Linked DNA regions of Mus musculus: region 2 is linked to region 1. The links are chromatin loops, found by intact Hi-C in ENCODE. Cell type or tissue: gastrocnemius. All regions are shown on one strand. Links, peaks and the distances in the headings refer to the core of each region. The heading gives the core; the rest is flanking DNA.

Region 1 (2,908 bases), core at 121-2,620:
CATTTGGCAGTAGCCGAAGAAGGGCTGAGTGAGACACCGGGCGGCCCGGAACTTTCCCCGGGGCGAGAGGGAAGCACAGACCGTCCCAGTCCCGCGCCACGCCGGGAGCTGGAGGGGGGTGGGGGTGGGGGGAGAGGCATCTCCCGAGTCCACCTCCGCCGTCCTCTCGCCCCCTCCCCCCCATACGTTCCAATGCATCTGCTCGCAGACGGAGGGAGCCCCAGCAGGCAAGGGGCTAAGCAGGCCCAGCACCCCGGTCCAGCCCCGCAACCCTGCTCGTTGCACACTCTCCAGCCCCGGGCAGGACAGTGTGCGGCACCCAACCGGCAGGCACCGGAACAAATGCTCGCTTAAAAATGGCTGATTCCCGTCCGCGGCAGCTGCAGCCAGCCGCCGGAGCTGCAACGGGGGCTGACGGACGGGCGGTCCTCGGAAGTCCTCGTCAGCCGCAGCCGGGACAGGGAGGGCCGCGAGTGTGCTGTGCCGTCCCCCCACCCAGACACACACACACACACACACAACCGCTTCCCGGCCCCACACACCAGATCGCTCGGTGCACTCGGCGCACACTGTCACCCGAAAGAAGGGAAAGTACCTTGGTATTTGTTGTCCAGCTCCCGCAGCACCGACACGTTCCTCTGCATGTCGTGGGGCAGCGACTCCACACACTCCAGGTAGTCCTGCACGTAGCAGGAGAGCAGCCGGCTCCGCTCTCCGGTCAGGAGCGCGGCCGACGAGTACAGCTGCTGCTGCTGCTGCTGCCCTAACATCCTGCCGCCGCCACCACCACCACCGCCGCCGCCGCCGCTGCTGCTGCTCCTCGCCGCCGCCGCCGCCGCCGCCTCCGCATCCAGCAGCCACACATGCAACAGCCACGACCGCCGCTCCTCCGCTCGGCAGCCCGGCGCCGCGGGGACACGGCCGCCGCTCGAGAGGGCACCGCCGAGTCCCCCGATCTCCACTCCCCCAAGAAGAAGCCCTTACTCCCCGCCCCCGCGGTAACAAGCCCAGGGGCGGGGCGAGACCGGGGCTCCCTCCGGCCCCCTCCCTCTCTAGGAGAGCGAGCAGCGGGGTTCCCCGCGGCCGATGGCGCCGGGGCTCCCAGGCAGCGACGCTGGCTGTCCCCCCCGGGGACTCCCCAGACACTACCGGGGCTGCCCGGTCGCCCGGATCCCCGTGACAAGCCCCTCGCTACCCTCTCGCCTCTCTATCAGCCTCCGTGCCTGTCGGAGTCTCACAGGACTAGTCCCCGCCCCTTGGCCAGCGACCGCATCTGCGCCTGCGCAGCACTCACTCCTAATAAGGCTGGGGCCCCGCCCCTATCGTCCTACCGAAGAGTTCGCATTCTCCCGCCTTCCCTGCGCCACCCGGGCGATTGGTCTGTCAGCTCTCGCCTGGGGGCGGGGGGAGGGTGCGGAGGCCGGCCAAACGGCAGGCCGCGCCCCGCCCCCTCTTAAAGGGACCGCATGGCTGAGCCTGCCCCCTTCGACCGAAGTCCTGACGGTTGCCCCCGAGAGGCCGGGCGACCGCTCTCTTCGTTTCTGTTCCCCTACAGGGATAGGAAGCGCCGGCTCGGCTCGCTCGGCCCCGAGTTACCGACCTTGCCTCCATCTGGCGGATCCAGCGCCTCCCTCGCGAGCCTCCAAGACAGCAGCGAGCGGCCCCTGGGCGCCGCTGGCCGAGTGAGGCCTGAGGGGGAACTAAGGCGACCCAGGGTGCAGCGGGCGCGGCTCCGGGCATGCGCGGCGACTTCCCGCCGAGCGCCCCGCGGCCACGGTCCCGGAGCACCGGGGCGGACCGCGGAGGTAGGCGGTGCGCCCTCTGCCCTTTTAAATGCGGACTCCCCGCCTTGCGTGCGGCCCCTCCACCCCCCAGCGCCGGGGTGGCTCTCAGGGTCTGCTCCCCCTCCTCGCGCTTAAGAGTTTGGTTTAGGGAGGTGGCAAGGCTGCACGCCGCCCCGGTCCCCAGTCCCAAACCATCTTAAGGAAACTGTTGTCAGATGTCGAATCGCCTAGGCATCACCCGCCAGCGAGGACACACAGTCCTCACTGTCTTTTCACTCGGCTTCACCACTAGCCAGCAGGGGATCAGTGCAGATGGGATTAGAAATCGGATCAACCACCGAGTGCGGTGCTTTCCGTGTGAGGGATTATCCGCCTTACTCCCCCAGTACCATCAGTGAAATGCCGGTAGGAGGAGCTCACTGTAATTACGGATAGACTTCCGGAATGTATATAAATATGTGAGCTGTTTTGGTTTTGGTTCTCCCCCCCCCCCCCAACCGAAATAGGTATAAGAAAGAGTAGTCGCTTAATTCAGATGAGATGCCCAATGGGAGCGGCGTCTTTGAATGAGAAGAGAGAAAACGCCAGAGTGCTAAGTTTGGGTGCTCTTGCCCGGTTTGCAGCGCTATACCTGTTGCCCGGCCTGTTCAGCACACTTTCATACAGTGGGGTATATTAAGCAGCTGTTGGGATGCCAAGGGAAACCTAGGTCCTGGTCTAGATGAAAATTTGGATTTCGACAAAACACAACGCGGAATTCGGCGTCCTGAGGACAAGGGCTATATTGGAAGGCCTGGGAACTAATGTGTTAATGTACTTTAACGCTGAGATTTTGATCAGTGGAGTATTAAGCCAACCGAGGCAAGCACAGTATTTATTGAATTTCTGAGAACGTGGGACGAATTTTCTTTCCATTATTTAATATTAAAGAGCCAGGTCTTGTTGAAAATAACCATTGTTAAGGTTATTGACTTGATTTTGTTGTTATTTTGTTTTTGGTTTGGTTTGGTTTGGTTTGGTTTTGATTTCGAGACAGGGTTTCTCTGTGTAGCCCTGGCTGTCCTGGAGCTCACTCTCTAGACCAGACTGGCCTCAAACTCAGAAATCCTTCTGCCTCTGCCCCC
Region 2 (2,908 bases), core at 143-2,642, 70 kb before region 1:
AGGAGCTGAAGGGGTTTGCAGCCCCACAGGAGGAACAACAATATGAACCAACCAGTACCCCCAGGACTCCCAGGAACTAAACCACCAATGAAAGAGTACACACGAAGGAACCCATAGCTCCAGCTGCATATGTAGCAGAGGATGGCCTTGTTGGTCATCAATGGGAGGAGAGGTCCTTGGTCCTGTGAAGGCTTGATGCCCCAGTATAGAAGAATGCCAGGACAGGGAAGTGGGAGTGGGTGGGTTGGTGAGCAGGGGGAGGGAGTATGGGATATGGGCCTTTTGGAGCGGAAACCAGAAAAGGGGATAACATTTGGAAATTAAATAAAGAAAATATCTAATTAAAAAAAGAAAGGAGAAAAGAAAAAAGCATCCTCGGGCAATGGCTGGTCTGTTCTCATCTTGTGGAGACTCTCTGACTCAGTGCTCCAAAATCTCTCAACCCAGCTCACTAAATTCCCTCTGGCGGGTCGTTACCAAGACAGCCCCATACTTCAAATCTCCCTCACACATACACACACACACACACACACACACACACACATCCTCTGCCTTTGTGGTGCACATGTGGCAACCCCACTCTTTGCCACCGTACCCTTCTCTCTGGAACCCAGTCAAGCCACTGCGTGAAGGAAAATGCCACACAAACTTAGTTCAGAATCAATGGTAACTCAGTCGTTGGACGCAACAACTAGAATCCTAATCTTGTAAGCTATCTAAATCCTGGCAGATTCTCCATCTAACTGGGAGACACTAGTAACTACATCTTGTCCTCACACTATCCCCATCCAAAATCCTGGCTTTTTATTTTTTATAGAAAAAATTTATAGTGAGTATCTTCCACCTGATAAATAGATAAATAAGTTGTGGCTGATTCAAACATTGGAATAATTATCTGTCAATAAACAGAAATGAAATTTTGACATGAGGCATAACATGGCTGAGCCAGTCACAGCAAACCACACGTCAAGATGCCTTTGCACAACATGTCCAGAAGAGAGGGCACCTGTTGCACCATCTGACAAACATGTGAGAGACAGCTGAGTTGTGTACCTTGAAAGGATGTATGTTACGATACACATCTCATATCTCCATAAAGCCCCACACTTCTGCTTGGCAGTTTTAAAGTGTTAATGGCTCGTTCCGGATTAGAATATAACGTTAGCGATTAGAAGACTCCGGACTGAGAACTGGGTCACCCGGATCATTAACTCCAGGTTAAAGCCATGTAGTAGGCACTGAGCACTGCCATTTAAAAGGGCAAGGCTATAAATAGCCTGGCTGATATGCCCTCCTGCTGTGTAACATGATGACTTTGCTTCCCTGACATCCTGTCAAATCTGCAGTGAGGATCTAAAGAAAACTGTCACCAACACTGCTGTGGCAGGGAAGGTGAGACCCCACCAGGGTGCTGTGTTCCTGGACACCAAAGCTCACAAGTTCAGTTAAAGCAGCAGTTCTCAACCTGTGAGTCCCGATCCCTTTGGGGACTGGACGACACTTTTACAGGGGTCACCTATCAGATGGCCTGCATATTAGATTTTTACATTATGATTTATAACAACAGCAAAACTATGATATGAAGTAGCAACGAAGATCATTTTATGGCTGGGGAACACCGCCATATGAGGAACCATATTAAAGGGTCGCAGCATCATAGAGGTTGAGAACCCAATGAGTTAAAGGATGAATGACAGAGATCTTGGCTCCGGTGCAAAGGCTAACCTGCCTGTCAACTGGTAAATCCACAACTGAGCCCCACAGTCTCATACAACAGTGTGTGTTGTGTCAGGCACAGTCTTTGGAGAGCGTTAGCTAAAGTATGTTAAATGTCAATGGAATCCTCTTGTGACCGCATAGGGCTCTCACCCAAGCAGCCCAGTGCGGTCTGGGACCAGTTCACCCAAGTTTGGGGAAGGATCTCCATTGCATCTTCAGCCTGAACAGTATGGGACAGAATTGGAGGATACTTACGAAATAAATTCTCAAAACATTATTATGGAATCCATAAGGAACCTCTGTAACTTTTTGACTGCAGTTTAACTTTACCTAGTCACTTAAAGAAGGTACAAAGAACCCCTATGACTTTCTTTATGGAAGTGCAACCCAGCATTAAGATCTTCTGAGAAGAGCCTGAGAATAACACAAATTGAGACTATGACTCCGTGAATGTCTTCAGGAGGTGGGGTGTGTGCCACCGCACGGGTGTGTAGATGTCTCCTTCTCCTCCAGTTTTGAGACGGGATCTCCCACTGAACCTAGAGCACATTGGTTCATGGAGTCTTTCTAGCCAGTGAGGTTCAGGGACCCTCTGTGTCAGTCCCCCTCTTACCCAGGTTACAGGCATACCTTCCGTTTTGCATAGATTCTAGGGATCTGAGCCTAAGCTCTCCAGCTTGCGTGGCTGTAAACTGACCGAGCCACCTTCCCAGTGCCAATGCAAGCTCAAGGCAATGGCTTCCTTTTTTACTTTTCTAGAAATGCTGGAAATGGAACCTAGGACCTCACTCACGTTAGGTAAGTGCTCACCACTGAACGGAAGCCATTCAGGTTTTTTGGTTTTTTTTGTTTTTTGGGTTTTTTTGTTTTTGTTTTTGTTTTTTTGTTTTTTGTTTTTTTTGTTTTTTGAGACAGGGTTTCTCTGTAGCTCTGGCTGTCCTGGAACTCACTTTGTAGACCAAGATGGCTTCGAACTCAGAAATCCGCCTGCCTCCACTGCATTTTATTACATACTTATACTGGAAATTACAGAGGCTGCAATTGCTTTCAAAAGACCTAGGGTCCAACTGGATTTCAGAACTCTTCACTCTGTGGTCAAGCTTTGTCTCTTATGCATAGGTCAAAGAGCACAAGCTTTGTGTGTCCGGGAACCATTCAAAATCATGTATGGATTTACCTTGAATTTGGC

What was found. Hi-C counts contacts between places; a loop is a spot of excess contacts. Peaks named below come from ENCODE experiments on the same cell type or tissue, not always from the same donor. Only the 100,000 strongest peaks of a DNase experiment are listed, where the experiment ranks them.
Region 2: a loop joins it to region 1, with 5 times the contacts of the local background. A loop is called at or near these places in 2 of 42 quality-filtered maps.

What each region holds. Positions count from the first base shown.
Region 1 is chr8:47,673,911-47,676,818 of GRCm38, forward strand. It overlaps Ing2 (inhibitor of growth family, member 2), which reads right to left and starts at 1,249. Exons shown (of 2, transcript NM_023503.3): 1 at 596-1,249. The coding sequence starts at 770. It overlaps AA386476 (expressed sequence AA386476), which reads left to right and starts at 1,481. Exons shown (of 1, transcript NR_166692.1): 1 at 1,481-2,908. In gastrocnemius, for the core only: a CTCF peak has its summit at 1,564; DNase peaks (open chromatin) are centred at 1,327 and 2,416; H3K4me3 peaks cover 2,500 bases; H3K27ac peaks cover 2,500 bases.
Region 2 is chr8:47,603,404-47,606,311 of GRCm38, forward strand. No RefSeq gene overlaps it. Among named protein-coding and RNA genes, the nearest start is that of Gm39172, 10 kb to the left of the region's middle. In gastrocnemius, for the core only: no CTCF peak of the experiment used is centred there; no DNase peak of the experiment used is centred there; H3K4me3 peaks cover 636 bases; H3K27ac peaks cover 2,500 bases.